Regions from separate parts of the Homo sapiens genome. Here region 1 is linked to region 2. Evidence: read pairs that join two places in POLR2A ChIA-PET (ENCODE). Cell type or tissue: GM12878. All regions are shown on one strand. Each heading gives the region's core, and the rest is flanking DNA. Links, peaks and the distances in the headings are about the cores only.

The links. Peaks named below come from ENCODE experiments on the same cell type or tissue, not always from the same donor. Only the 100,000 strongest peaks of a DNase experiment are listed, where the experiment ranks them.
Region 1: POLR2A ChIA-PET joins it to region 2 with 6 read pairs; 6 of 35 experiments call an interaction of 5 or more read pairs at or near these places.

The regions. Positions count from the first base shown.
Region 1 is chr2:12,050,709-12,066,813 of GRCh38, reverse strand. The region is part of intron 2 of MIR3681HG (MIR3681 host gene); the gene reads right to left. Among named protein-coding and RNA genes, the nearest start is that of MIR3681HG, 52 kb to the right of the region's middle. In GM12878, for the core only: no CTCF peak of the experiment used is centred there; a DNase peak (open chromatin) is centred at 9,183; H3K27ac peaks cover 1,438 bases.
Region 2 is chr2:12,108,977-12,125,081 of GRCh38, reverse strand. The region is part of intron 2 of MIR3681HG (MIR3681 host gene); the gene reads right to left. It overlaps LOC105373433 (a long non-coding RNA gene), which reads left to right and starts at 15,376. Exons shown (of 4, transcript XR_922808.2): 1 at 15,376-15,530. RefSeq lists a silencer at 4,073-4,273. In GM12878, for the core only: no CTCF peak of the experiment used is centred there; a DNase peak (open chromatin) is centred at 8,621.

The DNA.
Region 1 (16,105 bases), core at 5,318-13,317, 60 kb after region 2:
AATAATTTCAATAGTTTTTATTCATTAATTTAATAACTTTTTACCAACAGTCCCTTCTGCACCAGGAAAAATTATGTACATTATTCATTAATCATTCCCAAAAACAAATTTGTAGGTATAATTATATTTATCCTAGTGAGGAGGAAACTGAAGCTCATGGAAGTCAAGTAAAAGCCACTATCACACAGCTGCTGAATACAGAACCAGGATTCAAATTCAGGCCTCCATGACTCGGAAGTGTGCTGTTCAGCTGCACTGCTCCTCTCCTCCCAGCCCTTTCCTTCCTTACCATCCCCTTTCCTTCCATTTTCTGCCTCTTTTAAAGGTAATCTTGGGGCATAATACATCTAAATACAGAACAGAACAGAGTCCCCTTATTCTTGAAAGGCAAAAGGCACAGCTTCTTAATTGAAACAAGATAATCCAAACATTTGCTCCACTTCAAGTTTACAAATTCCATTTTGTTGACTTATATTTTCACAAATGGCTGTCATGTCAGTTATTTTATTTTTACAGAAGTTAAGAAAATATGAAGAGAAGAAGTTTTAGAACAAAGTAGCTTACAACATATTTGATTCCTCTCTTATTGGTGTTGTAAGGAAAGCTTAGAGGTTTCCAAGATGAAATTTTCAGGCCATGTAACACCATGCCTCCAGGGACCCTGCCCATGGGCCAGACACTTGGATACCCTGGATCGCTGACAGCCATGACCCTACGACCCTGTTTCTGTGTCTTAAATTCACCTTCCTTACCTCCAACCTTGAGATAATTTTCTAGCAGGCCCCCACCTTGCAAAATCAGAGATAGAAATAAAGGCAGAGGCCTCCCACATTCATCCAGTCACCGCACCAGCAAAGATGCTTTTAACCCAAAATGACCAGAGTCAGTTTTTTCTTCTCTTGAAGAAAGGAGTCTTAATGGATATTAAATCCAGGACCTTGGGTCATCTTTTATATAGAACAAGGGAGGCAATACCCACTCTTGCTGTGCATGTGCATGAGCATGGGGCCCCAACGTGCTCTTCTGACCTAAAGCCCCACTGCTCTCTGATCTTTGGATGTTCTGAAGGGATATGATGTGGTGAGAAGTCAACGGCTCTGGAATCAAAAGAACTGGCTTCTCATGCAGGCTTCAGTATTCCCTTGCATTTAAGACATCTGAAGTTGAGTTCCTTCATCTGCAAAATGACTATAATTCCATCTATCTTTCTACCTCATTGGTTTGCTGAGCTTCACATGTGATTACGTGCATGACAGCCTTTGAAAGCTATCTTGGAGCACCTTCGAGGGCCATTACCACGTCCCTACCTACAGATTCGCTCATAGCACTCAGTCACAATACGTAGACTTCCCTCCACTCTCCTCCAACTAATCGCCTATCTACACATCTCCTCCCTGCCTTCTCCAGGGAGGCTTCGACAATCACCCCAAGCTGTAGCTACCATAGTCTCTTCAAAAGCACCAGGCTCAAATCTAGAAGCCTTTGCTTACCATCTTCCTGTGCCAATACTGTGAATACAGTGATGGGATATACTGTGGATTCCCCCGGAAAAAGCAGACCCTGAGAGCAGGAGTCACATGCAGGTAGTTAATTTTAAAGGAACACTGTCAAGGAGATGAAGAAATGATATGGGGGTGGGAAGGCAGTCAGCAAAGGGCCTGTCCGGGCCTAGCTTCATGGCATGCAACCTGCACAATTCCACAGTGCCCGTGTGCAGAAGGCCTCCTGCTTGATTTAATGCTGTGGGGTCTCTGCTTGAAATTCTCAATGATTTCATCCTTGAACTTTAGTATATGGGCTGTAGAATAAAAGTTGTATAATTTTGGTAATTCCACATGCTAGTTAAATGCTCTCATATTTGCACTTAAAACTGGCATTGCACACTATAAAGATGGAAGATAAAACACATTGCTAATAATTTAAAGTTTTCATTTTCCTCACTTAGAACAACATTAAACAACAATTTTTTTAAATACCATGAAAAATTGAGGGAGAGGCCATGGGAAAAAGGGAAAAATTTTTATTTTAATATTCTTAATAGCACTTTTCCCTTGATTTTTTAAAAAGTGGCCCTACATTTTCACAAATTATGTAGCCAGCCCTGGAAGTGTTACTAAGCCTGGTAATACGGTGAGTGAATGATGCTTAATAAAGCAGGGAAGCTTGGGAAAAGTGATATAGAACACAGGCCTCTGAGCTATCCCACTTGAGGAATGAAGAGCTGGGGTATTTATACACCCACTTCCATCATGCCTCAGCTAAGAACTGCTGAGGGGAGATGGGGAGTTGTTAACTATACCTCAACTAGCTTGCCAATGACAGAAAGTCATCTGGACTAAGACCAAAGGATGTGGACAGGGTGTTGACAGTAATAGCGAGGAGGTGATAACCTCAGGAACTCCCAGTGCAATGTAGGGAGAACAGCAAGTAAGTCAACAGGCTGCATACCATGTGTTAGGTGTAGTTACAGAAATAAACACCAGGGCTTCGGGAGCACAGAGGGCGGGTCCCCAGCCAAGCCTGGCCACTCCACTGAAGCCCTCAGAGCGCAGGTGCCTGGTCAGAGCATGCAGAGAATGGGCTTGCCTGATGAACGGGAGAGAAAAGAAAACTCTAGGTAGGAGTCCTTATTTATTTTCTATCACTGCTGTAAAAAAAGATAGCTGATTTAGTGACTTACAACAGCACAAATGTATGATCGTCTTACTCTTTTGTCAGAGGTCTGGTACAGGTCTCACTGGGCTAACAGCAAGGTGTCTGAGGACTGCATTCCATCCTGTTTGAATGTGTTTTCTCTCTCATTCAGGTTGTTGGTAAAATTCAGTTCCCTCTGGTTCTGGGCTAAGGTCCTCATTTGATTAACGGTTGTCAGCTGAGACCCTTTCCCAGTTTCTAGAGGCCACCTGCATTCCTTGGCTTGGACCCTTTGTCTATCTTCAGAGTCAGCAGCAAAGGGGTGAGTCCCTCTCACACTTGGGATGTGTCCTGCCGCTGCTTCTATTGCTGCATCTCCCTGACCGACACCTCTTTGTATCTCTTCCATTCTTTCTTTTTCTATTGAAGTGAAATTCACATAACATAAAATTAACCACTGTAAAGTGAACAATTCAGGGACATTTACTACATCCACGATGTTGTGCAAATCACATTTTCATCACTTCTAAGTAAAACCCCTGACCCATTAAGCAATAAAACCACCATTCCCTCCTCTCCCAAGCCCGTAGCAGCCACCAATCTACTTTCTGATTCTATGGATTTACCTGTTCTACAGATTTCATATCAATGGGATTACACAATGTGTGGTCTTCTATGTCTGGTTTCTTTCACTTAGCGTATTGTTTGAGAGGTTCATCCGGGCCATGGTGCGTATCAGTACTTCAGACCTTTTTGTGGCTGAATCATTTTCCATTGCTTGTGTAGACTGCATTTCATTTATGAAATCATCTGTCAATGGACATTTGGGTTGTTCTCACCTTTTGGCTATTGTGATTAGTGCAGGTATGAACGTGTATTGGAGTATCTGTTTCTAACTCTTTGGGGTATATACCCCTCATCTATTCTTAAGGGTTTATATAATTATGTTGAGCCCATCCAGATAATCCAGGCTAATCTCCTTATTTCCACCTGCAAATATGTCATGTGACATAGATTCCAGGTATTAGGTTACAGGCATCCTTGGGAGACCATTTTTCTGACTCCCTCAAGACCAGTATGACCACAGTTTGGGAACAATGTGGTGGCTACAAGAGACTACAAATCCTTCTGTGCCAATACTATACCAGGGCTTCTTAAATTTGAGGACATAGGCAACTTGTTCAAAGAAAGGGAACATCGGCAGAGCTCAAGAATATGTCCACTAACCCCCAACCTGATGGACAGTGCACTGGAGATTAACAGTCAGGTTATCAATCATTGGCTCTGATAGGACCCAGAACACAGAGGTCAACCCAGACATCAAGGTCTTGCAGCAGGACTGTGTAACGATAACCATCCAATCGATCCAGACCATATTTTATGTAAATTTTTTAGATCACCGTCAAAAGAAAAGAAGAATTTTTTAAATTCTCATAGAATTCATAGCTAAGAATTTGGGGTCCCTGGGTATCCGTAGATCCCTGGGTGAGAAATATTTGGCTACTGCTTGAATGTCTCATTCATTTCTATATCTCCAGTGCCTAGAACACTGCTTGGTACATGGCAAGTACTCAGGAAAGACTGCTGAATAAATGGGTGGGTTATAACAGGGGAACCTGGCAGAGGCAGGTGTGTGGGATGATGCTGGCAAAGGCCTAATATGCCGTGGATGGGTTTATTTAGAGTGTGTTCTGTACCATCCCTAAGAGTCATCTGAGGGTCCTTATTGTCTCAAGACCTCACTTGGTGACTAGCATTTATTGTTTACAATACTTTCCATCTTCATTAGCAGGGACGAGTGATGCGTTAAATCTCTTTGAAGGGACTAGGGCAATGTCAGGAAAACATGGGTGGTTTTGAAGTGATGCCAGTGAAAAATTGGCCCCATGACCACCTCCCTCTAGAAACCTGACCCCTCTCTTCTTTCACCCTTTCCTTCTGGAAAGGGCTGGGAGGTGCTGTGCATAAGATGTAAAAGATACCCAGTGAATCAGAATATTAAAAACAAAATCAAACTGGCCATGAGGATTGAATGTGGAGTGGATAACACAAAGCTCAGGAGCTGTTTGGTTGTAGTATTTCATTGTTTAGGAGAGGAGGGAGGGATTTTGCTGAGTCTTTTATAGGAAACAAATCTCTTAAACCCTAATGAGGGAAGGAGTCACTGTGGTCTGCTCTCCCTGGAATTAATGCAGCAAAGGCAGGCGGTGGCCCCAGGCAGTATTCCTAAAACTTCTAAGAAGGAGAGACATTTTGTTCTTGAAATGTAAATACAATACTTTTCACTTTATTCTTTTAAACACAACTTGGCCCTGAAAGTTGATCTATTAAAAGGAAAGCTCGCCTTAGCCAAAATGTCTAAATCCCACAACTGAAAATGCATTCAACAAATAGCCATTATTTCCTATTTATATAAACATTTCTTGTTCCATGCTCTAAAAACTTTGAAAACCTTCAGAAGTTAGGCTGTGTCAATGTATTGCAAGAGGACTGTCAAGGGGAATAAAGATGTAGTGCTTTCCAAATAACACAATTTCATGAAATCCCTTTTTTAAAAGCAACTTGTATCAATACTTCAGTTCAAATGGAAACATCTCAAGGATAAATTCCTTGTAACTTGGTAGTTACAGAAATTCTTTGTAACTTGGTAGTTACAGAGAAAAAGAATGGCACTGTGTTTCCAGACTCTAAATGTTTAGACAAAGCCTAAGAATTGTGCAATTCACATTGCACTTTAACTGGGCATCATGAATCCACTACTCTAATCCAAGTTCGGCCACCTGGAGCAGGTCACAACTATTCTCTGGGCTGAGCTTCCCTCACTGGAACAGGATGAGAGTAACCAAGGGGTCTCTCTACCAGGATTCTGTGAATTCTTTGCAACATATCTAAAGAACCCAAATATATTCTATGACCCTGGAGATGTATTTAATCCCAGAAATAAACAACGCCTCTTCCCTTCCAAAATATACACTTTCTTTTGAAAAATAAATCTCTCCCAAGAACGTATGGAAGGCATTCTTTTTTATAGACCCGTCTAACATTATAGCACTAAGTGTTTCCACCTGTACCCAGCATGGACGCAGCCACTTAATCAAGATGTGATTATCTAGCTCAGAGTTTAGCCAGAGTATGTGTTTTAAAGAAATGGAGAGCTGAGCTATGTGCTTAATGGCAAAGAATTCCTGGTCTCCAGAGGACTCTCTCTCCAACATCTTTATTGGCAGTGAACGTTCAGAAGGTCATAAGCTTTCAAGGACAAATATATTATAGCCATAATTAGAAAGGATTGGCAGCACAAACATCACCCCTCATGCTCTCCTGCTCAGCAAGTCCTCGTGGGTCCTACCTCTAAAATATGTCAAGCCTGTGCCCTGAAAATCCCTCAGTTGATGCTCTTATTCAGAATCCCTTTCCTCTCTTTTTAGTTAATGATCTTGCCTCCAGGGCCCCCCTTTCTAAATCATCCTCCATGGAGCCAGAGTAATATTTATAAAACAGAAATTTGACTATATCACTTCTCTGTTTAAAAACCTCCTAAGGCCACTCCACAAGATTGAAGTTGAAACTCTCTCACTTTTAAAGAACTTTTGGAGAACTATATGATGTGGTCTCACCTGCTTTATGTTCTAGTCTATGGTTGGCAGATTTAGCAAATAAAAATACAGAACACCAGGTTTAAATCTACATTTGCATAAACTGAAAATAATGTCTTTAATGTAAGCATTTTTCATGCAATACTTGGGACATGCCAAACATATTCATCATCTATCTGAGATCCGAATCCCACTGGGCCTCCTGTATGTTATCTGGCAACAGCACTCCAGTTATACTGCTCTAATCATTCTTTCCCAAGCCATGCACTTGCCTGCCCTTGTGCAATTATTCATGACACTTTCACTACCTAAAGTGCTACTTTCTCCTTCCCAACCTGAAAATTCCTATTCATCCTTTATATCCCGGTACATCTTCTGTAAAGCTTCCCTGACAGCCAATATTCTAATTAACCACTCCCTTCTCTGTCCTTCTTTATGTATCTGCCCTTCTATACTCTCCACAGTGCTTTATAATTACTTATGAGTCACTCTCTTCCACTAGACTGAAAGATCCTTAAAGTGCAGGGACAGACTTTAGTCCATCTTTCACCTCCAACCCCCAGCTCAAGACCAGCATAGGATAGAGGCTCAATGAACTGTATTAAATGAATGAAGAGTAAACCACTAAATAATAAATAATGGGTATGACTTCAAACACATTCTCCCACTCCTCATGAAAGTGGAATTCTGTGAAGAAAATCATACAATATTTTTAATGATTTAAATCCTCTTCACCAAGAGACAGGGCAGGGGCCTCTGGGACAAGTTCCCAAACCACAAAAGTAAACATCCCCTCCCTAGAAGTGTTTCCACCCTTCATACTCAGCCCAGCAATGACTGCAATGCATTCAAGGTCCCTATTAGTGGGTAGGCTCTCCATATCCCCTGGTTCTCTGCAGTTTTTAATCTTGTCCATCTGTTTCCCAAATGTGAGTGTGGATTGCAATTGTCCTGAGTAACCAGTAATTTGTCTAGAATGCTCAGAACTGTCCTTGTCACCTGCCCCACTCACTCTCCCACAGCACTCTGCTAGCCCCTCCAAGGTGGACTTACTCCTCTTGCTTTCTGCTCTGGGCTGTTCGAGGTGGCAGGTCTACCTCTCATACCCCATGGTCAGCACCCAGCGAAGACACACTGAATACACCTGGCACATGCACAGTCTCCCCCTTGAACCCAGTGCCTCCTTATTCATGCCAGTGCCCCTCCCTGCCTGACCTCCTGGTCTCCATCCAGTCTCTCCTCCGTAAGCATTGATATTCATCCCCAGAATGGAGCTCCTTAAAGTAGTATACAATCTTAAGCATCTGCAGAACTTCTGTGGTTCATTCATACTATATTTTTGTTATATGAATGAATGAATGAATCATGCTTGTTCAAGAGCCATTCATTGAGAATCTAGTGGGAACCTGGCTACAGGCACATGATAATGATTACAACATAATTTCTAACAGCAAGGAGTTTGAAATTTAAGATAGCAACACCAATAGTTTCAATCTTTCCTGGACATATATTCAACTTCAAAGATAATTTGTTATCACACAGAAGACATCCAGTTGGTGGAAGAAAGGAAGAGTATTTTTTTAAAGAAGGATCTTCCTGACTGCTTATGCATTTACCCAAAATATGAGCATCATGTTAGAGTCTGGAATTAATCAGACCTACTGTCCCTTCCCCACCTTGATGAGTGTCCCTGTAACCCTTTGCAAGCAAGAGGAAGGGATAAAGAAAGTCAAATGGTCCAATGAAGAGTAAGAAACACAGAGAATCCCCCAAAGCAGTGGATGTGTGCTCTACTCTGTTAAGAAGGCAAGGAATGTTAGCCATACAAAACAGGTCTACAGAAATGATGAAAAGCCTTCATACAGAGTATGTGGAGAGCTGAATGTGGACATTCACGTATGCGGTATTATTCTTCTTCTTTTTTTTAATTATAGTGGCTAAATCAACCAGGACCATATTTGACTTTATTTTGTGCATTCATGTCTAGAAATTTTTAAATCTTACTAAGTAAAGGTATTGTTCCATGTATAAAGAAACTATCTGTGAGATTTAGTTCAACTCTCTTGAATTTTGGAAGCTAAGTATGATGGTGAGGATGATGACAGAGCTTTGAATTGCATGCACCTTCTGTGTAGCAAGTACTGAGCCGGCCTTTGACACGTATCATTTCATATAAATCTCAGAACTGCCTTGAAATTAAGCATTATTAGCCTCCTTCTTCAGAGGAAACTGCAGCTCAGGGAATGTGTGCTGTATCTAACGTCACATAGCTAATAAGGGTCTTAGTATAGCTCGAAACTGAATTGCGTCTCTAAAGCTCATGTCTTTTCAATCCCTAAGCATCCATCTGACATGGATGAAGATTATGATCAGTCACTCAATCAACAAAGTGCTTTTAGAACATGTGATGAGCACAGGGAAAGAGCAATATATTGAGGCATTCCCAAGAAAGTGTACAAAGGTCCTGGATGAGTATCCTAGGATCCTGGACTCAAGCTCCCAGCAGAGTCAACCCTCCACCAACAAGCCCTGTGGCCTTGGACAAATCTCCTACCCTGGCTGGGTCTCACTTTCCTTGTGTGTTTCATCTGTGATGACAATAGCCTCCTCACAATCACACAGAGTTGGTGTGAACATTGGATGAACCAGTGTGTAAGAAAGCGTTTTGTAAAGTGTCAAATGCTGTAGAAATCTGAAGTGCGAACTTGTTTTTTCCGACAAGTTTTAAGGTAAACAGGGACTGGAAAAATTACCAGAGGTTTTCTCGAGCAGGAAGTGGAGTGAGAAGAGGCAGAAGGAGCCCCGGGTTGTCAAGGGCCCCCCTCTCTTCAGCGAGGCGACCATGCACACAAAGGAAGCTGAGTCACCCCTGCTCGGCAGGACCCCAAGGCCATCAATTGAGTCTGCCTGTGAGAAAGCGGAAACCCAAATCCTGCTGTCCCCACGGCCCCTCCTGCTGCCGGCCCCCTGTGGTTGGCCAAGTCACCCTCAGGGCCCTGTGGTTCCCTTCTGTGGCTCAGCTGACAGAAACAGCTGGCGTGGTCCATGCTTCACCAGCCTGCATGCCTCTCAGGGTGGGTGGTAAGAAGTCAGAGGGGCCACTGCAAACCCAGAGACTCCAAAGTGACTCCTCTGTGGCTCTCCCCCTTGAATGAATTCTGCCTGCAAGGACATGCACCTGTCAAGCCACTGCTTTGGTTTATTTCGAGGTCACATGCAGTAGGAGACCTTCATGGCACCATTTATGATGAGGGTCTCATAGGAGGTAGAAGGGACTAACTCGAGGGGGTTCTGGAAGGTCCATCTTCCAATTACCTTGAAGCATGATAAATCCCCCACAGCTTTGAAAGCCAGAGGCCCTCTGTGGAGAACAGGAACATCTCAGAGCCCCCACACACTCAGCAGACAGTTCAGACCCAGAGACATAGGCAGTGTCGGCAGAGACCGGTGTTCCTTCAGCCAGCTGTCTCAGTCTGGTCACCCCTGTCTTTTGGCCTGAGAAGCCAGAAGACAAAAGTTAAAGGGAGGTGGGTAGCCATTTAAAAGGATAATTTATTCAGGTATCAAGAGGAATATGAATCAAAACCTTCCTAGAGCTGTCCCCCAGGCCAGGGCAGATGGAACACGAAGCCTGTGGAGTCACCTACACCAGGGGCCAAGCTCCTGCCTCACCACTTCTTAGCCAGTGCCCTGGTACAAGGCAATATAAACTCACTGGACTGCCATTCTTTCTCCTATTCCAAGGAGATGGTATCTACCCCACCCTAGTTCAGCCCCCACATGGGGCTGTTGTGAGGATCAAAAATGATGTATCTAATGGAAATGTATCTATTAGGTTCTCAACCTAAGGAAACCATATTATTATATGTACTGCTATAGGGAGGCCACAGCATCAGTGTGAAGTCAGGCTTGATCTGAACTGATCCAGCATTATCAAGAGGTGATCTGGTATGAATGCTTGAAGTCAGAGAGCAGCTGCCTCAGACTTTCAGGTACAGAATGGACCATGGAAGGCAGGAACAGACTCTAACCCTCTGAGTGGGTATCAGAGTCCTATTTAACAAACTGGAGCTGCAGGCAGGGCTCCAGAATTAATTGTAAAGCAATGCTCCGGCAGGATTTGAGGCAGAACCTCTGCATCACATCCTCAGAAGGTGGGGCTCAGCCTCTAGTTAAAGTCTCTCTTCCCAGACCCTTCCCTGCTCAGGTGAGGACCTCAAGAAGCCCCCACCTCATGTCCATTGCAGTCCCCTGCAATTCTAACCTTCTTGCTAATCCCATAATCCATCCCTAGCCTGCTGTTATGGGTTGAATGATATCCCCCCAAAATAAGATACGTTCAAGTCCAAACCCCCCAGTACCTTAGAAATTGACGTTATTCGGAAACAGGGTCTTTGCAGATTTAACCAAGATAAAGTCAATTAGGGTGGGCCCTAATCCAAGTGACTGGTGTCCTTACATGAAAAAGGGAAATATGGACACAGACACAGACATGCAGAGGGAAAGTGATGGGGAGAGACACAGGAAGAAGACGGCCCCGTGAAGACAGAAGGCTATGTGTGATGCATTGGAAGACAGAAGGCCATGTGTGATGCATTGGCATGCCAAGGAGCACCAAAGATTGCAGCAAACCACCAAAAACTAAAAGGAGGCAAGGGAGGAGTCTCCCCAGAGTCTCAGCGGGAGCATGGCACTGCTGGCACCTTGATTTTGGATGTCCAGCCTCCAGAAATGAGAGATGGACTTAGATTGTTCTCAGCCGACCAGTTTGTGCCTAGGAAACTAGTACACCTAGGAGTGTGGATTACTTTGGTTCAGCAAATACTCCTTGAGTTCAGTGTAGTGGGTAACACAGAGAGATAGACAATTACAATCCTTCATGAGAACTGTGATGGTGAATACACATTCAGAAGGGAACACAACTAACCACAGGGGGCAAGGGCTGGAGGAAGCCCTCTTAGAGGAGATAATGGCTGAGCGAAATCATTCTCATATGGGAAAATGCAAGTAATTTGAGTTCTATAAATTTATAATCATTATATTCAAGGCCAAAAGAATCCTTTCAACAATTACAAAGAAAGGATGTGTGGCTCAGCCAATGAAAAGTGTGAATAGAATTCAAGAAAAAGAAGCTAAAACCATAAAACAAATTAAGAAAAAAATTCAAAAACTCTGGTCCCTGTTGAATTCAGATGACTTATCTGCTTGTTAAAGCAAGAACAGTCACTGCAGCTGTGGGTTCAAAATTATCAGGGCTATCCCTTTAAAATAGCCTATAATTCCTTCCTTTTTCCTGACTCCAACTGGCATTTCACCAATGCTGGGGTTTGGCTTGGTTGTTTGTGTTTAGGCTTTTGAGAAGCTTTTTCTCACCCTCTGCATTATCAACTCTCACTTAGACGACCCTCCCTTGTAATCCCCAAGCCCCATTCTTTTCCTTTACATTAGGCCCACCCAAGTGCACTGTGTCAGTTACATGTCAAGCACACGCCATGGGAGCTCTTGCTGCAGGGATTGCTCTTTCCCATCACTGTATCCCTGAAGCCCAGCCCAGGACCTGGCATGGAGTAGTGTTCAATGCATGCCTGTAGAGGGGATTTTCAAAGGGCAACCATCCCAGAATGGCCCGGGTCACTGTTTCTCACTGGAATCCATAACTCCTTGGGATTTTGAGGCCGTGAATTCAGATTTGAGAAGCACACATCTAGCTAGTAATGGGTAAGTGTCTGTGGCAGGATTGCATGATTTTACATATTTGTTTAGTTTAATTCAATTAGCAATGTTTGAGCGTCTACTTTGCACCTGGAGTTGTGCTGGAAAAAAAAAATATGGATGGAAAGAAATTTTTGTCGGCCTCAGTTATTGGTGTCTATACCTTATTAGTTCACAGAAGAGCTAGTGTTTTTTTTAAAGTCTTACTGGTAAGCTAATTCCATCTCCTTTCATGTTAAACAAAGAGAAAGTGAAGCCAAGAGAGGTGAACTAGAGGGAGTAGAGCGCTGTGCTTATGAGCTCCAGGTTGGGAACCAGACCAACATCCAGCTCTTAGTAGACAGATCTTGGAAATTTTCTTACTCTCCCTGAGCCTCATTTACTTTATCTGCAGAAGGGAAATAACCACCAACTCAGAGCATTTATGACAATTGAATGAGACAATGCATGAAAGCCCTGAGTTCAGAACCTGGCACATAGTAAGAGTTCAACAAAGCTTAGCTCTGAATATTATGATCCAAGCCACACAGCTATTTAGTGGCAGAACTGGGAAAATGAGCCAAGTTTTTTGACTCAACATATATCATTTGACTTTATAATGATATATGTTTATAAAGCTTTGCTTTATAAAATAACAACAATAACTTTATTATATTTTAAGGATGTGCTGTGATACATATAGGTACAAATATAAATAATATTACTTAACTATGAAAATTCCTTGATAATGTTTGGCTGTGTCCCCACCCAAATCTCAAATTGTAGCTCTCATAATTCCCGTGTGTCATGGGAGGGACCAAGTGGGAGGTAATTGAATCATGAGGGTGGGTCTTTCCCATGCTGTTCTCGTGATAGTGAACAAGTCTCATGAGATCTGATGGTTTTATAACGGGGAGTTACCCTGCACATGTTCTTTCTCTTGCCTGCCACCATGTAAGACATGACTTTGCTCCTCCTTTGCCTTCTGCTATGATTGTGAGGCTTCCCCAGCCATGTGGAACTGTGAGTCAATTAAACCTCTTTTCTTTATCAATTACCCGGTCTTGGGTATGTCTTTATTAGCCGCATGAGAACAGACTAACACAATCCCATAAAGGAGATATTATACTTCCTTTTCAGATAAGAAAACTGAGGCTCAGAAACTTAAAAATTGGCTAAGAGCACATAACTAGTGAGGGATGGAATCAGGACTCACACCTCGGTTCTTGGTCTCCCCATCTCTCCATAGACAACCTGCAAGACATCCCTGCTCTTGTCTGTGACCTTATGTCAACCTGCATATGACTTTAGTGTAGAGTGTTTAATGTACAGCCCCAAACGTTTTATGTTCTGGACTTTTTAATATTATCAGCCTAAATTCACAAGTTTGTTCCAACAAAAGGTTTTATCTGGTTGTAAGTCTCTTTCTCAATGATTATTTATTCTTCCATCTTAATGAGCAGATGGACATTTGAAATATACTATAACTGCACAGTTCCCCAAGAGGTTCTTGAAAATCTTCCTTACCTAAGGAATACAAAAGAATCAGTCAATCATTTATTCTAAAAGTATTTTTGGAGCACCTGGTGGACTCAGGAGTGAACAAAATAGACAAAAATTACTGCCCTCCTAGGGCTTATCACCTAGTAAGGGAGATGGACATCAAACTAACTAATCAGATAAATAAACAAAGACATGAACACATAAGTAGATGCAAAGTATACTCTAGAGAAATAATGCAGGAGGATAGGGAATGTCAGAGTCGGGAAGGAGTCCCTCATCAGTGCCTCATCAATGATTTGCATTGGCTGCCTTTTCTGTCTCAACATTGGTTGGTGTTGCAGGATACTTTCCCAATCACTATGCTGTTTACTCATTCAGCATATTCAATACATACTTCCTCAACACACACCATGTGTCAGACACTGCTACCTTCCCTTGACAGCTGTCTTCTTCTACCAAGAGTCACTCTCCTCTCCCTCCAAGTGTGTTGTCAATCCATCACCCTCCTTTTTAGGCTGATAAAATAAAAAGGTAAAAAAGATCCATTTTATTTTTTTTTTAAACAGAGTCTCGCTGTATCGCCAGGCTGAAGTGCAGTGGCACAATCCCGGCTCACTGCAACCTCCACCTTCTGGGTTCAAGTGATTCTCCTGCCTCAGCCTCCCAAGTAGCTGAGATTACAGGCACATGCCACCATAACCAGCTAATTTTTGTATTTTTAGTAGAGACAGGGTTTCCCCATGTTGGCCAGGATGGTCTCGACCTCTTGACCTTGTGATCCTCCTGCCTCGACCTCCCAAAGTGCTGGGATTACAGGAGTGAGCCACCGCACCCAGCAGGTAAAAGAAATCTTATTTCCATTACACATTGATTCAGGAAATATTTAATGAGTTCCTAATAACCCTAAATAGCATGTGTACTGCATTTCTTATCAAATATATTTCCACAACCATAATCTCCTATAGTGTCCAATAGTGTCATAATGAAGATACAGTAGGAACCATTTCATTCATTTTATTTCTATTGTACCTCCTTTGGAATAGGATTTGAGGAAGTTTACAAAAAATTATAACCAGTAGGATTATTATAACCATTTTATAGATGAAGAAACATAGTTTGAGAAAGTGTATAGGACTTGCCTGACATCACACAGCAACCAATAAAACTGGAATCACAACTCAAGTCTTCTAACTCCAAACCCACACTTCCCTCTGCCCCACACAATTGCCATGTTTGGTCCCTCGTCAGGTCCTCTGGGTGCAATGATGAAGCAGAAGTAGCTCTGTTCTCATGAAGCATAATTTCAGTAAAGACCATAAGCCAAGACTGAAAACAGCTGTAATAGGAGATGGTGATGTTTGGAGAGTGATGCATGGAAGTTTGGAGGGGCATGAGTTTTATGCAATGTTGGCTGTCTGAGTCATAAAAGAAAAGCTTGGTGGAGGAGGTGGTAGGACATGGACTATTTAAAGGCAAGAAAAAGTATGTCAGGTTGAAGGAGTATTAATTGGCCAACATGTTAGAAATCACCGGCCAAAAATATCACAGTATCCCCTCCTCTCTCTCTTATTCACATAAAGTTTGGCTTTCCCAAACTACTATAAACCAGAAGTTTCTCAGGGAATGTTATGGTTCTCTTTCACATCTGGATTACAAAAGCTTCCAGGTACACTAAAGGAAACGGGAAGAAACAACCACTTATTGAGAACTTACTATATACCGGAAATTGCTGCATCATTTAATCCTCACAGCAGCTCTGCTAGGTGACTATAACCCCCATATTATAAGTGAAGAAAGTGAAGCACAAAGACTTAGTTGATGTGTCCAAAGTCAAACAACTAACAAGCAGAGAAATTGATTTGAACTCAGGACTGTTGGAAGTCAAAGCCAGGTCTCTCTGTGACTCTAAACTTTGAACCATATTACACAGCCAAGGATCAAGAAGTGCCTGTTCTATGAGTGTGAAGTTGTGAGCAAATAAATTCAGCACCTGGTGAAGAATCAGCAAGTCAAGTTGATCTAACTTAGATTTATGAAACTAAATCACAAAGAAAATGTTACAAATAAAGATAAATATATAATTTAATGTATCCAAATATAAATTCTTTTTTGAGACAGAGTCTCACTCTGTTGCCCAGGCTGGAGGGCAGTGGTGCAGTCTCAGCTCACTGCAACCTCCACCTTCCCAGTTCAAGTGATTCTCCTGCCTCAGCCTCCTTAGTGCTAGTGTTACAGGTGTACACCACCATGCCCTGCTAATTTTGATATTTTTAGTAGAGATGCGGTTTTGCCATGTTGGCCAGGCTGGTCTTGAACTCCTGACCTCAAGTGATCCGCCCACCTTGGCCTCCCAAAGTGCTGGGATTACAGGCATGAGCCACCAAGCCCAGCGAAGTATAAATTATTTATGCAAGATTTTTTCACATGGTAGAAATGTTTCTCTAATCACCATATTTTTTTCTACATTCCATAAGAAAGCTTGCTAAGATATGGTGGGTTCTTGTTTAAGTTTGTGTCTATCACATCCCACAAAAGCAATTATGATCGCCCATTGATTCATGAATGTGAATGTGGACATCATTAAATATTTACACAAACACGTTGATTACTTACTTTTATAAGCCTATGGGAAGTACCAGTCTGTTCTTTAGCACGATGTTGGAAAAAATAAGTTTCTTTGC
Region 2 (16,105 bases), core at 3,769-11,768:
CCTAACGCACACTACCTCAAAGACATCCCACACAGTAATAGTTTTCATAAAGCCATTATGTATAATATCTCTGGATGTAAGCCAAGGAAATAACATTAAAATGCATGAAAATTCTGCTGGGGACTAAGAACATATGGTCCAAGTGCACAGCTTGATGCAGGAATAAAAATTAGCACAACTAGAGGAAGGGATAAACAGCATGCCCTTCAAACAAGTCCTCATAAATATCACTTCCATTATCCAGGCTTTTGATAAAGCAGTCAAGGATTAAGGTTCAATTCACTGCCTCAAATGCCATTGCTTTATGTCATGGATTGAAGGAGAAGCCCAAACAAGCAAATAGTAGGGTTTCCATTCATTTGTGAAAACTCATAACTCTATCCAAGACATTTAGGAGAATAGAGGATCATGTGTTTTGTGCAAAATGGGGTCAAATGTCTATCCAAAAGGAAAATCCAAGAGTTTTCTCAAAACAGTTTGTCTCTATTACAACACACAAATATACAAATGATTGATCAAGTCTTGAAATTCTTTTTTTTTTTTTTAAGACATTCTCACTCAGTCACCCAGACTGGCGTGCAGTGGTGACATCTTGGTTCACTGCAACCTCCGCTCCCAGGTTTGAGCAATTCTCCCACCTCAGCCTTCCAAGTAGCTGGGATTACAGGCATGCACCACCACACCTGGCCAAGTCTTGAAATTCTATACACCATGCATGGTATATAGAATGTACCTACATGTCTCCATGGTCCCTGTTTCTAAATGACATGAGAGTCCTGGGGCAACACTTGGTCAGAGGGCTGGGCTTAAGGGAAATTCCTGCAGAAAAGAGAACATCAAATAAATCTTGAGAGATGAAGCAGCTGTCAATCAGTCAAAATGTGCAGGGACGATCTGAATTGGAGAATAGCCTGAGCTTTAGAGGTGGGCATTGCTGAATTGTTGGAGGGAGAGTGAGAGCTGGACGGGCAGCCTGCCTGGGTGAGGGGAATGGCGTGTATGGGGGAGTTGTGGAACATGCAGGTCAATTCTCTCCACTCCAATAACACTCATCCCTCATTCAAGAGCTCAACTTATAGAAAGGCCCATCATTTGGTGGTTCAAGCAGAAAACAGCACCATCTTCAACTCCCTTCTCTTCATCATTCACATCTATTGGCACCATGTCAATTCTGCCAATGGAATATCTTTCAAATCTATTCCTTCCAGCTACCTCTACTTCTCTTAGCTCAGACCTTGTCACGTAGGTTGCATGCCATAAATCATGACCACCAAAATCTGCCTTTAGAAAGTGTGATGGTTAATACCGAGTGTCAACTTGACTGGATTGACAGATACAAAATATTGATCCTGGGTGTGTCTGTGAGGGTGTTGCCAAAAGAGATTAACATGTGAGTCAGTGTGCTTGGGAAGGCAGATCCACCCTTAATCTGGTGGGCTCAATCTAATCAGCTGCCATCGAATATAAGACAGGCAGAAAAACGTGAAAACGAGAGACTGGACTAGCCTCCCAGCCTACGTCTTTCTCCCCCATTCTGGATGCTTCCTGCCCTCAAGTTCTTCAATTTTGGGACTCGGCCTGGCTTTCCTTGCTCCTCAGCTTGCAAACAGCCTATTGCAGGACCTTGTGATCATGTAAGTTAATAATTAACTCCCGTGTATATATATGGGAATATATATATATAGATATATATGGGAATATATATATAGATATATATGGGAATATATAGATATATATGGGAATATATATATATAGATATATATGGGAATATATATAGATATATATGGGAATATATATATATAGGAATATATATATGGAATATATATATGGGAATATATATATATGGGAATATATATATATGGGAATATATATATGGGAATATATATATATGGGAATATATATATGGGAATATATATATATGGGAATATATATATGGGAATATATATATATGGGAATATATATATGGGAATATATATATGGGAATATATATATGGGTATATATATATGGGAATATATATATGGGTATATATATATGGGAATATATATATGGGTATATATATATGGGAATATACATATGGGTATATATATATATGGGAATATACATATGGGTATATATATGGGAATATACATATGGGTATATATATGGGAATATACATATGGGTATATATATATGGGAATATACATATGGGTATATATATATGGGAATATACGTATGGGTATATATATATGGGAATATACGTATGGGTATATATATATGGGAATATACGTATGGGTATATATATGGGAATATACGTATGGGTATATATATGGGAATATACATATGGGTATATATATATGGGAATATACATATGGGTATATATATGGGAATATATATATGGGTATATATATGGGAATATATATATGGGTATATATATATGGGAATATATATATGGGTATATATATATGGGCATATATATATGGGTGTATATATGGGTGTATATATATGGGTGTATATATATATGGGTGTATATATATATGGGTGTATATATATGGGTATATATATATATGGGTATATATATATATCCTATTAGCTCTGTCTCTCTAAAGAACCCTGCCTGACACAGCAAGGTATATGATCAATTCACACATTCCAGAAATACTTATTGAGCAACTATTGGGCATCAAGCATTGTACTAGGAATTGAGAATAAATTGTTTAAAAAACACTAGTGTACAATGTGATAAGTGCTGTCAAGAAATGGACACTGCAAAATAGACTGGTAGGACAGAAGGGTGGTGTCAGGCAGGACTTTCTGAGTGGTAACATGTTCTGAGGTCTGAGATCCACATGAGAGCATGAGAAGACCATGCATGGCAGAGAAAATAACATGTGTGACTATCCTAAGGTGGGGAAGGACTGTCAGAGTGAAGAATGAGCGAGGATGAGGGGCATTCAGTGGTGGGAGGAGGCTGGGGTGGTGGAATGACCCAAAGCAGTCAGTAAGGCAAGACCTTGCAGACTACAGGAAGGGGTTTGAAAGTTATTTACCCAGAAGCCACTAAGTTACCTTAATAAAAGTGGCATGGTGACCTGATCAGAAGTGCATTTTTGAAGATACCACTGTCTGCTGTGCAAGCAGACAAAACCAGGAGAGCTATAAATGGAAGCAAGAAAATTCACTGGGGGATGATTGCAGCTAAGCAAGAGGTGGTAGTGGTTCTGACTATGAAGGGGTAGCAGTGCCTGAGAGAGGTGGATAAATAGGGGTAGACTTGGGAGGGAGATGGACAGGACCTAGGGATGAGTTGGATGAAAGAAGATGAGAAAACATGAATCCAAATGATCCCCAGCTTTCTGGGAAGCAACTGAATGATAATGCCCATGGAGGAAGGCTGTGGGCAGAAGAGACAAGCAAACATGGCGACTCCAATAAGACACAGGGGGAGCATCCTCTGCTGAGGCAGTGTTGGTGTTGCCTCTTAATTAGTTCATGACAATGTCCAGTGTCTAAGTTCCTGCACCATCTCATCCCAGTCTCACCTCTTAGCACCGCCCACTCCTGCCTCAAACCTACTGTTTACACTCCAGGGATATGCTGGACCACATTGCCCTCCTGTGCCCTTGGACAAACCTTTCCTTTTCCTGAACTACCCTCTCCCTTCTTGGGCATCTGGTAAACTCTACTCATCCTTCAGTGCCCAAGTCAAGTGTCACCCACTGTGACGTCTTCCAGAATATCCCCGACTGGAGTAGTGCCCCTCCTCTGCCTCTACAGCACCGCACAGTGAGTTCCATTATAAGATGGCCATTTTGTGCTAGGATTACTTGATCATCTATGAGCCCCTCAAAGCTGCAACCGTTTGTGATTACATATGATCCATTTCATGCCCTGCACAGCACCTGATGGTTTTGGGTATCAAAAAATATGTTGTTGAAGTCAACTGAATACGAAAAGAGCATAGAAGCATTACAATGCAGTCTCCTCCCAACAATTTTTTTCTTCCTAAACTCTGGGCCTTTGCTGAACCTGGGCCTGCCTCTGACTCATTCTTCTCTGCCCTTCATGTGGATCTGATGGAGATCCGACCCCTCCTTTTGAACTAACAAGACCAGTTCTTTCTCTCTCTCATATATGCAGCATGACTGGCAATTCAGAACGCATTTAGGTGCTTCCAAAGTAACTGCGACTTCACTGATGCCACATGTAACAGTCTGTGGTTAGCTCTTCCAGGGGGAAGGTCTAGATTTAATGTGTTGTGTGTTTCTGAAAGTCAGTGCCCTTTATAACTGATGTTGATGAGGTGTGTGACCTCCATTTCCCCATGCATAAATAGGGGTCATGCTTGGTGGTCCCTACGGGCTTCCCAACTCTAGCTTTTATGACGCCTTGATGACTAATGAAATTGAAGAAGATGAGGTGACATCTCTGCATGCTCACTAGAGTGAAAGTTGGGCACTGCTCATGGCCTTAGGGCATTAGTCATATCGTAAGCAGTATTTATGCATATTTTTAAATCCCTGGAGAATACATGCAGGGAGGAAAAATATACATTTATTGAATGCCAGAAGCTATTCTAAGCATTTGAAAGAGAAGCTTGGGGGAAAAATTGCCCCAAAATGCAGCATACTTTGTTTGCCTTGGGTCTGGATCTGGAAAGTGTGCCACAAGAACTACTATCTGCATCTTGTGGGGATGTCCAATCCCAGGGGGAGGCCAGGGGAGCCTGAGTCCTGCATTTCACGTTTATTTGTGCAGCTTTGGTGATTTCACTGCACAAATGACTCAGACTCAAATAGCATTAGGAGTTGTTGTTGTTTTTTTTAATTAGAGGAAGAGGATTCCAAAATAGAATCATAGCTGAAGATGGAAGAGGTAATTATCCTTTTCAAAATCATCTGTGAATCCAGGCAAGAGGCACACTTTTTTGACTTTTTGAAAGTCTCTTTATTGGAAAAATAACAAGCATCCCCAAATAGAAAGATTGATCCAGGCTGTAAGAAGCCAGATGATGGCACCAGGTCCCTAATTGGGGAAAAAAAAAAAAAAAAAAAAGTGGTTCTGAAGTGGCAGCAGCAAGACCTGGTGAGTAATTAGATGTTGGCAGTGAGGGAAATGGAAGGCCTTAGAATGACTCCTATGTTTCTGTCTCATTTCCTGAGATAGGGAATGAGGAGAAAGAATTTAAAAAGAAGATGATGAGTCCCTTTCTGGCATTTAAGGGCTCTATGGAAAATGGCAGGGAAGGTGCCCTGTAGGCAGTTGGCTATGTGAACAAAGACAATGCTAGACCTCTGAATGCAGCAGGTCTGGGTGTGGGGTAGAAGTTGAAGCCCTGGGGGTGGACAGAAGTGAGCTGGGCTCATTAACATCCTAGATCACTTGCAGCATCCACACTGCAAGAGCACATTGCGCACCACGCTCCTGTGGACAGGTGATGGTCAGGAGCTCCACTGGAGGAGGACACTTCATGGAATGGAAGAAAAACGATGAAAACTAGGAAAACGTCTAACATTCCTCTTTCCAATTCCATCGAGATGTTGTTGAAGAAGCATATCTCCTCTCAGAAGCTCAGTTTCCCATCTGTGAGAGGAGACAAAGAGCCCTCCGAGCCAGAACATTCAAGGACTGAAAGGCTCATAGCGTGTGTAATTGGAGTATGGGAAAACATATTAGGAAAAAAAATAGTTCATCCTCAGAGATGACAGCTATGTTGTTTGCATTCATTCCTTTAATGTGCATTTATTAAGCGCCTACTGTGGAATAGGCCACAGGGCAGATGAGACTTGGAATACTGAATCAAGGGACAAGAGACCAGGGTACCAACTCAACATCAACCACATTCTCTGAAGTGTAAGCCAGTTACCAGGAGAGTGTCTCAGAGAGAGGTTGACGCTGGCCTGAGATTTCGTTTTTCTTTTTTAAAAAAAATCACAGATTGGCAGTTTATAATTTTATCAATTTCTAGGGTACACAGCACTGTCAGGATTCATGAAATAAATGTGGAATCATTAAATCAAGCTAGTTAACATACCCATTACCCCAAATACTTCACATTTTTTGTGGTGAAAACATTTGAAATTTACTCTCTTAGCAATTTGGGCTTCTAGGATTGTTGACATCTGCTTCATAAAGTGAATAAGTGCTCACTGTGCAAAGCTGTGTAGCCAGAGGTCTTAGGTTGGGAGCATAGAGTTGATATGACACAAATGTGGATCATGTTTGGAGTGCATTGAATACTCCTATGTAATTGCATCGCAAGATGTAGGGGTGACTGGCAGTAAGTGAGCCTGAAAATGCGGGTGACAATCAGGCTGTGGAAGGCTTTGAATGCCATACCAACCCTGGTCAGACATTACTTAATTTCCTAATTCCAGCCACTGGCTGGGAGGATACTACTGTCTTCTTATAAACAATATCTCCTCTAGGGCACCCCTTTACCTTATATCTAGTTGATTCTTATTTGTTATAGGGCATAGTTCCCAACGATAGATGTACATAATAAACTCCTAGGAACTTGAGGAAAAACAATAGTAATAATGATAGCTTGGTTCCATCCCAGACCAATTATATTCAAATATTTTTTCTAGATCCCAGGCATCAGTGTTCTTTTTAAAAGCTCTCTAGGTAATTACAAGGTGCAGCCAGGGATGAGAAGTAATGCTTTATATTCACTTTCACATGTCCATGGTGGAAATGGCCACCAACTAGTCTCCAGCTGTGAGGTTGTCTCTGTAAGATTCTTAATGGTCATAGAGCCAAAGCAACTGCACTATTCAAGAAGCACATTTGAAAAACATTAGAAGAAACCTAAAACATTTGGCCAGGTGCGGTGGTTCACATGTGTAATCCCAACACTTTGGGAAGCTAAGGCCGGTGGGTCATTTGATCGAGACCAGCCTGGCCAACATGGTGAAACCTTCTCTCTGCTAAAAAAAATAGACAAAAATTAGCCAGGCATGATGGCACACGTGACTGTAGTCCCAGCTACTCGAGAGGCTAAAGCAGGAGAATTGCGTGAACCCAAGAGGCAGAGGTTGCAGTGAGCCGAGATGGCACTACTCCTCTCTAGCCTAGGCGACAGGGTGAGATTCCACCTCAAAAAAAAAGAAACCTAAAACATTTGACTTTAGTAGGTTCCTCCTCAGCAATCCTAGCATTTGATTTAAGTTCACACTCCCCTTAGCTTTTGTTCACACAAAGCAAATCCAAGCAGCAATGTATAAAGCTGTGCTCCTCCTGCCCCTCTGTCTGGATAGATGCCCTGGATCACTCAACTGTATCCTGTGCCCATCCCAAAAACTCACATGAACCATCCCCTAATGAGGAAAGGCCAGCTGGGACCTTGGCCTCTACCTACCATTTACTAATCTACCATTGAAATGTTTTAGAGGATAGAATTTTTCTGACACTTTTACTTTTGACATTGATTAAAATTGCAATGAGATGATGACATACCTTGTGAAAACCTTCAATATGTATTGGAGCTTTTGCTTTTCCTGCCTCAGATGTGATCTGCAGCACCTTTGAGATATACTTTTTAAATGCTATAAATATCTCATTGCTATGGATATAGGATAGCCATATCCATGGAAGACACCGCTTACATAGCTAACAAACGTGACTTTCCTTGTTTGGTTAAGGCCTTCAATGACCCAGAACCTAGAAGAAAAGCATGTAACCAAAAGCACCCCAGCAGAACAGAATCACGTATCTTTGATGAGAACTGGGGAAGGAGTCATATGATTCTAGCCTCTGGCATATGTTAACGCACCTGTGACCTTGCACAAGCCATTCCCTTTCCTGGACCTCAGTTTCCCTATTGAGTTAGATTTGATAGTCTCAAAAACCTTTTTCCAATTCTAAATTACATTTTTATCAATGAAAAACTTTTGACTATGGAGGAAAAGTACTTTACTTGATTGCAATCACAGCTATCACTAGCTGGTGATGTTGATTAAGTCTCAGCCTCTTTTTTTTTTTTTTTTTTTTGGAAAATGGGGAGGTAACCATTTACTGAGCAGAGCTCAGATATAAAGCAGAGTGTCTGAAACTTCTAGGGGCTCAATAAAGCAAAAAGTAAAACCAGCTCTCATTTATTGAGTGCTCCTAGGTACTGGATGCTTTATATGCATTATTTGGTTAATCAACAACTTAAATTTCTCTGGAACTAAAGAAATGAATTGACATACTTTTTAAATCCTCATAATACAGCAATTTTACAAATGAGGAAAGGTGATTGGGAGGATTTGAATTCTAAGGAACACACAAATAAGCAAAAGTGGGCTAAGGTCTTGAACTAGAGATGCCCCGATTCCAAAACACTGTCTGATGGCAGAGACCTTCCTAAGGCTGAGTGCCAGCTCCCTGCAACATGTAAGAGAGTCCCTTAGTCCCCACGTGCCTCCCCCGGCCCCACCTTCTTCCATCTGTTTCTCAGCGAATTACCCTGAAGAGTAAATTAATTGAGAATTAGGAAAGCACCTTGTAAACTGTGAAACACACACGCAAAAGTGAACTGCTATTAATATTGAAATGACTTCTCACATGCTGAAAAAGGACTTACATTATCACAAAGAATCCTCGTTAAACCTTCAATACGTAAGAATCCCTTTCTTAACCCAGAGTTTCAATGAAACTCTCTTTTAGACCTGTGTGGTGAAGTGAGGGGGGAGGGGGTGGAGGAGGGAGACAGCACAGCACCTGTGCCCATCCGTGACCACCTCCAGGTCTGGGCACTTTGCATAGCACCTCCTGGAGGCCTCACCACCACCTGATGCAGAAGCTGGGGGTGAGGCCACTTTGCAGTTCACAAAGCACAGGCATTGTCCCAAACCACACAACTACTAAGTGGCAGAGTTGGGTCCTAAACCAACTTGTGGCTGAAGTTTGCCATCAGGTAATGGGGTCTCTAAAGCCCTCTTGAAACATCCACTGGATTCATTCAACACGAGACTTTGTAAAGCAATGGCTTCCTTGGTGTTGTTTTGAGAGAGCAAAATCTTAATCAGTTCATACGTGTGGCCATTGCATCCATTAAAATGTGATTTCAGGCCTGGTGCAGTGGCTCATGCCTGTAATCCCAGCACTTTGGGAGGCCAAGGTGGGCGGATCACGAGGTCAGGAGATCGAGACCATCCTGGCTAACACGGTGAAACCCAGTCTCTACTAAAAATCCAAAAAATTAGCCGGGCGTGGTGGCAGACGCCTGTAGTCCCAGCTACTCAGGAGGCTGAGGCAGGAGAATGGCATCAACCCGGGAGGCGGAGCTTGCAGTGAGCCGAGATCGCACCACTGCACTCCAGCCTGGGCGACAGAGCGAGATTCTGTCTCAAAAAAAAAAAAAAAAAAAAAAAGTGATTTCAGCATTTACTTCCAGCAAAAGAACCCCAGAAAACTGTTGCTCCATTCAGTCCAGGGAAGGATCTTCCCTGAATTCCAGGCACCTCTGAACTCCTAAGGATTTCCATCCTGGGAACCCTTTTCCCAAGGAGCTTGTGAGCAACACAGCCGTTATGGGAATGGCTTAGGTACTTGGGTTCATGGCACCACGACTGCAGTAAATAGCAGTGGTTACTCTCCCCATTAGAGGAAAGGCCCAGTGCTACTACACAGCCCCCAGTCCATTAAGAGGAAATGTAGGTCATCTCTGATTTCAACAGACAGTGTGATCCTCAGTGGTAAAATAGTGAAATGAACCACCTCAAAAAATGCATTTCCCATCCACAACCCTACCCATAGCTAAAAGACAAGATGAGACCTGTCTTTGCAAAAAATGTAAACATTTTTTGATGCTCATTCTGTCCATTGCTATTCCAGGTACTGTGAGAGTGGCAAAGATGCATGAACTTGCTCCCTGCCCTGAAGGAGCTCCTTCTTAGTGGATTGGGTGGAGGTAGGACACAGGCAGCACTTCCTTATGGGCAGAGCATAAAGGGTGGGTGGGAGCAGAGGGAAAGTGCAAAACAGGGTAGAGAAGTAGAAGCTAATCATGGGAAACCTTCTGATTGATAGCAAAGTCCTGAGCTTGATCCCCAAGGCATATTCAGAAGCTACAGTAGGGCTTTCTGCCAAGACCTCCCTAGGCATGTCTCTATTCTGCATTCATTGTACTCTCATACATATATGAATGATATGTATGAGCCATGTGGCTTCTAGCTGGGTTCATGTTTCATCAGATCCTTAAAGGATTCCCCAAATTTATGGGTGTATCTCACCCATGCATGAAGATCTTCATGGGGCAAAGGTGTCCAGCAAGCCCCAAAGCGTCCCAGGGCTGTAAGTACCTGCCCATCTTTCATTTAAGGGTCACCCAACCTCATCTTCTGAATGTCAAGGAGTCTTCTTCTTGCCTATACCAAGGCTTGGTCTTGGCTTGGCTGGGTTTGCAGGTGAAATTTCTCCAGCACAGCAGCTATTCAGAATAGATGTCATCAAATCTGAGAATCACAGGACTGCAAGGCCAGTGGCCACTGGGCTTCCCTTCATGTGCTGCTGATGGTTTCCTCCTAGAGGCTCCTCCACAAGGTCCAGCTCTACCAGGAGCTGACATTTGCCTTATGCTTCCCATCTTGGGAGAAGGGAGCCTGTATGGAGGTAGCAACATTCTCTCGACTCTTGACCAGCTCAACTGTTGGACGATTGTTCTTAATGCTGAGTTGAAATCCATCTGCTGGCAATCTGGATTTGTTGGTCTTAGTTTTAAGGGACATACAGAATGTGCTGACTTCCTCTTCAACACGACATGTTTATTTATCTGATTAACCCTAGAACTGTGAGGTCCTCAAGGGTGGAGATGATGTCTGATTTGTGTTGGAACCCCCACAATCAGCACAATGCCTAATCTATAACAAGCACTCAATAAATGTTGGCTAATTAATGGTATGCAAATGATACATGAGATTAATAAATGTATTCCTGATAAATTATGCTATGTGAATGTAAAAGCAACATTTGTAAGAAGCATTTATGTCTGATAACATCTTTTCATCTTACCTTTCATGACTATTTTTTGACTATACATAAAAAATTCTCAATAGTAAAATTTTTTCATCTTTCAGCTAAGAACTTCCCCTATAAGTAGCCCCAATTCAGACTGAAATTTTCCATTTGGGAGGGAGAAGACATGATATTCTCAGAGCCCATTTTCCTTCACAACATGGGTCAGTGTCTCAAATTAGCACTTTCTCACCTGGGAAGAAAACTAGACTCTGAGGAAATGGAACAGAGGGCAAAGCCATTTGCCCAGATAAATGGAGGTGAGAGATGCCCAGAGGAGGTGACCTTCCTTCATTACCTCTTTGTCATGCCTTTCCTGTGTTCCCCAGAGAACAGGCTTCTCCCTTCTCTGTGCCAACATATTATCTTTCAGCTACTCCCCTCCATGCGGCCACCTTTCCTGCCACATGCTAATGATCTGCCATAAGTCAGTCTCCTACAGCAGAGGAGTGAGCTCCTTAAGTGCAGGGCACTCTCTGTGTCTGGTTTATCTTTGTGTCCTTAGCCCAGCTCAGGGCCTGGCATACTAAATAGCAAACTAGATTCTCCCTGTGCATGCACTTAGAATTAATTTATGCCCTGCCAAAAGCAGCCAACCATGGCTGTGTGTCTGCCCTTCAGAAGTGAGAATGTTTGCCAGGTGCTCCCAAGGGCAGGTTCTTATTTCTTTGTAATATTTCCACAAATGAAGAAATTTTCATTCCCAATAAGTATATCCCCATTGACTGCCAGGGCTTGCAGTTTTGCCTTCTCCTTTTGAAAACTGCACACCCACTACTTCATTCAGAGGGCCTGGAAGACATCAGCTTGACCATTTGCACACATTAAGCAAAGCCATGCAAATCACATCATGTCACTTTGCTTCTTTGACTCTCCCACTTGAAATAACATCCAAACTCCTGACTGGGGCCCACAAGGCCCAGCACGATCTGTCCCTGCGTCCTTCCCAGCTTCATCTCCTGCTACCTTGGCCTTCTGCTCACGAAGCCCCAGGCACATTTAGCCTCTGCTGGTTCCTAGAACATGCCAAGCTTCCTCCTGCCTCAAAGGCTTGTTGCTTGCTGGTCCCTCAGCTGGGAATCTCTCTCCCTGGCATTTCCAGTGGCCAACTCTTCTCATCGGTCAAATGGGAGATTAAATATCACCTTTCCTGAAAGGGCTTCCCCCATGCCACCCCATTCTTACTGAAGTAGAATCTGCCTCATTGTTCTCTAGAGCGATGTCTAGAACATTGCCAATTCTTTTGCAGCGCCAATTTCAATAGGAATTGTTCTGTATAGTCATTCATTCATTACTTGCTGTCCTTTGATGATGTCAACCATGTCTGCCTGACATTCTGTCACCTCCAACACCATACATCATAACAGAATAATGCAAGAAAGCAATTTCTGAGTGCTTGTCAAGGGCCCAGAACTCTCCTGTGCTCTTTACAGGCATTGCCTCTTGGGGGATATTTACCATCCCCACTTTACAAATGCGAAAACAGGGCATCAGTGACTTGCTTAAAGTCACACAGTAAGTGTCATACTTAGGATTTGAATCCCTATTGTCTGACTTCAGCATCAATGATAATATGATTACAACCCAAAGCCATACAGTATGCAATAAATACATTTCAAATAAATCAATATTTAAAGCAATAATGGCAGACCTTATAATTGCCATGATTGTATGTTGCTAGAAGACTGGAATCATGTCACGTATCCCTTTGGTGTTTTCCAGCACCCATCACAATGCTGCAATGGAACAACTGAATTGAAGTTTGCAGAAAGTGGGACTGTAGTAACAACTCGACCCATGGCAGTTGTCCTGAGTATAATGATGTTAAGCTTTTAACATGGATCAAATCCCATAGTGTGCAGCATATGGAGTATTTCAAGATTATTAGGCCAACTCCTTTCTTTACAGACTCGTTTGCTCTCAAGACCATATCCTTGCTTAGCCTGGCACACCCGGGTCTCCACGACCTGCCCTTGCCCCATCTCCAACTTTTTCCCCACTTCAGCTCCCCTAGCAGTCCTGGTGTCAATGGCCTGTTGACTTTGTTTTGTCATGAAGCTTGGGCTTTAACTTTCCCAGTGGAGAAGCTACTGAGGAGTTTTATTTCGGGATGTGGCATGGTTTGATCAGGTGAATTTAGGTGGAATACTGCAGACTAGATTGGAACTCATAGCCTGGGCCACCATCACGGGTGCACAGCACTTACAGGTATATAATAAATCACTGTGAAAGGAAGAAAACAGAGAAGGAATTGCCCTTGGAAGAAGTCAGCTGAGTGATGATGAGTAATCAGCTGAAGAACATGGTCTTTGATTTCTGGTTACAAATATAAGAGCATCCTAAATGAGGCAGATTAAAAATTAATAATTTGGAGGATGTTCTTCAGGTTGTACAATTTCTCTGTTAACCTACTTAGCACGTCACCAGGCAAAACCAGAGAAAAATAAGACGGAGCTCCCAACATCAAGGAATTCACAGGACAGAGCTGACCTAAGAAAACCCGTGGCCCAGTCAGGAGGAAAAGGAGAAGGCAAGGGAAACACAGCCCTACCCTGGTGCCGAAGAGCCCTGAGTTCCAGTCGTGCCTGGGACTCCTTCATAACCTGCCTGGGGTTTACCAGTGGAAAGCCACAAAGCCAGCTGAACCTGAACCTCAGACTCCAAACCTGTGCTCTTTACAACAGGAATAAATCAGCCTCCCTGATCCTCCCCCATCACCCACCTCATAGGACTGTGTGAGAGCCAGAAAAATCTCTAAAGAGCTATGCATCACATAAGTATTTCTGTACAAACCTCAAGGCTTAGAAATGAACTACCTGTAGCTCCCAGAGCAGAACCCTTTGGCAACGTCACATTTTCCTTCTCATGTGTTCTCAATATTTAAATCAACCCCTTGAGAGGCTCATGTAGCAAATGGGCTGTATTTAGTGGGCCCAGAGACTCTAGTGTCATCCTCTACCCTCCTTTTCCCTTTTCCTCTCTGTTGCTCTCCCTGTTTGTGCAAACCACCTAAAATGATTTCTATGCTTTACCAGAAATAGAATGTTAAACACTATTTTATTCATTACCAATAATAGCCTGTTTTTTGGTTTTGCTTTGTGTTTTTTGTGGTTTGTTTGTTTTTGCTTTTTTTTTTTTTTTTTTTTACTATGAAACCAGCATGCACTTAAAAACAGTGTGGTGGGCCTTCGTTTTCTCTCATATCAAATAATTCCTAAGGCTTCCTCTGGCTCTGACACTGTGTGCTTTTTCCTATTCTAAACATGCGTACGGAGTTCATTACCCCTGCCATGGTTTGCACTGTTTTAAGAGTCCTGCTCTAAACAGATAGCAGCATTCTCATTGACCGTGTTCAATTCTTTCACTGTTTTTCAGTTTGCACATACACTAAGGGAAGTGAGGAAGCAGGTGATAGTATGGTTCCTGCCCTTGAGATACAGGGATAATGAGATCTCTCATAGACCTGCAGATGTTCATATCATTTCAGATCCCAGAACAGGCATCCTCCCTTCACTCCACGTCACAGGGATGTATATGCTCCCAGGTACCATGGCACTGTTAAGAGGTCGCTCTGATTATAGATCTTACAGAACTCATATTTCATCCTAAAGAATGTAGAGCTTTTGTAGTTTCTAATGTCCAGGCAGAGAAAAGGATATTTAAGGACTCTGAAATAACATGGCAGGAAATTGAGATTCACTTACTGCATATAAAGTGATCGAAAAATCCCCTCTTTCACTATCTCTTTTCCTCTTGGGTCTGTGGTTCACAAACTGCAGAGCATAAATCGTGAAGCAAACCATGCTGGAATATCAATAAACCCACATCGACCCGAGGCAGGAACTCAGCTTGCAGTGTGGGGATGTTTTTTTTTTTTTAGACATTGGTTGGCAGCCAGGTTGATGAAAGGAGAAACCAAAGAGAATAACAGCTTTGCAGCAGCAAAAAAGAGAGTTAGAATTCAGGAAATGTAAGCCATGTGCCTCTCTGTAAATTCATGAGGAATGAAATCTCACTGGTGGGGTGGGGAACAGTATAAATAATAAAAACACCAACACTATCCCAGACAAAGGCTACAAACCCCAAGTCTGTGTAGTCCCCAAATGTCATGAGTTGAATTGTGTCCATCCCCACCCACCCCAACCCCTAGCAAAATCCATATGCTGAGGTCCTAAAGCTCAGCACATCAGAATGTGACCATATTTGGAAACAGAGTCTTTACAGAGGTAAACAAGCAAAAGCAAGGTCATTAGGGTGGGTCCTCATCCCATCTATGGGACTGGTGTCCTTATACAAAGGTGGAATTTGGACACAGACATGCAAAGCATGAAGTTGATGCATGCAAACAAGCCCACACTGGTGTGAGCATGGCTGGGGCCCCAGAGGAGGGTAGACGTGGACCAGGGGCAAGAGTGATAAACTAGAAACAGCTTGAGTTGCTGGAAAACCAAGTGTGCTGTAGACAAGAGCTCAGCATGAAACCGGACCCGCCAGCAGGCCCCAGATTGTGGAGAGCTTTTAGGTCCAGCTTGATTGATTTAAGACCACCTGGCTGGTGAGTAGCAGAGATAAGACTTAGGTCTTCTTTCTCCCAATCCAGTGCTAACTCTACTAAGTCATAATAATGGCTAACATGTATTAGTAGTGATAATAAGATACTGAGCACGTTAAATCATTCAATCTTTACAAGCACCCAATAAAATAGATATTATTATTACTAATTCCACTTTTCCAATAAAAACTCTGAGACTTAAATGGGAAGTTTAAGTATTGCTCAAAGACACACAGCTGGTAAGTGAGTATCAGTTTTCTTTTTCTTTTTTTTTTTTTTTTGAGACGGAAGTTTCGCTCTTTTTTGCCCAGGCTGGAGAGCAATGGTGCGATCTCGGTTCACTGCAACCTCCGCTCCCCGGGTTCAAGCGATTCTCCTGCCTCAGCCTCCTGAGTAGCTGGGACTACAGGCATGTGTCACCATGTCCAGCTAACTTTTTGTGAGTTATTAGTAGACACGGGGTTTCACCATGTTGGCCAGGCTGGTCTTGAACTCCTGATCTCAGGTGATCCACCGGCCTCGGCCTCTCAAAGTGCTGGGATTACAGATGTGACCCACCGCACCTGGCCAAGTATCAG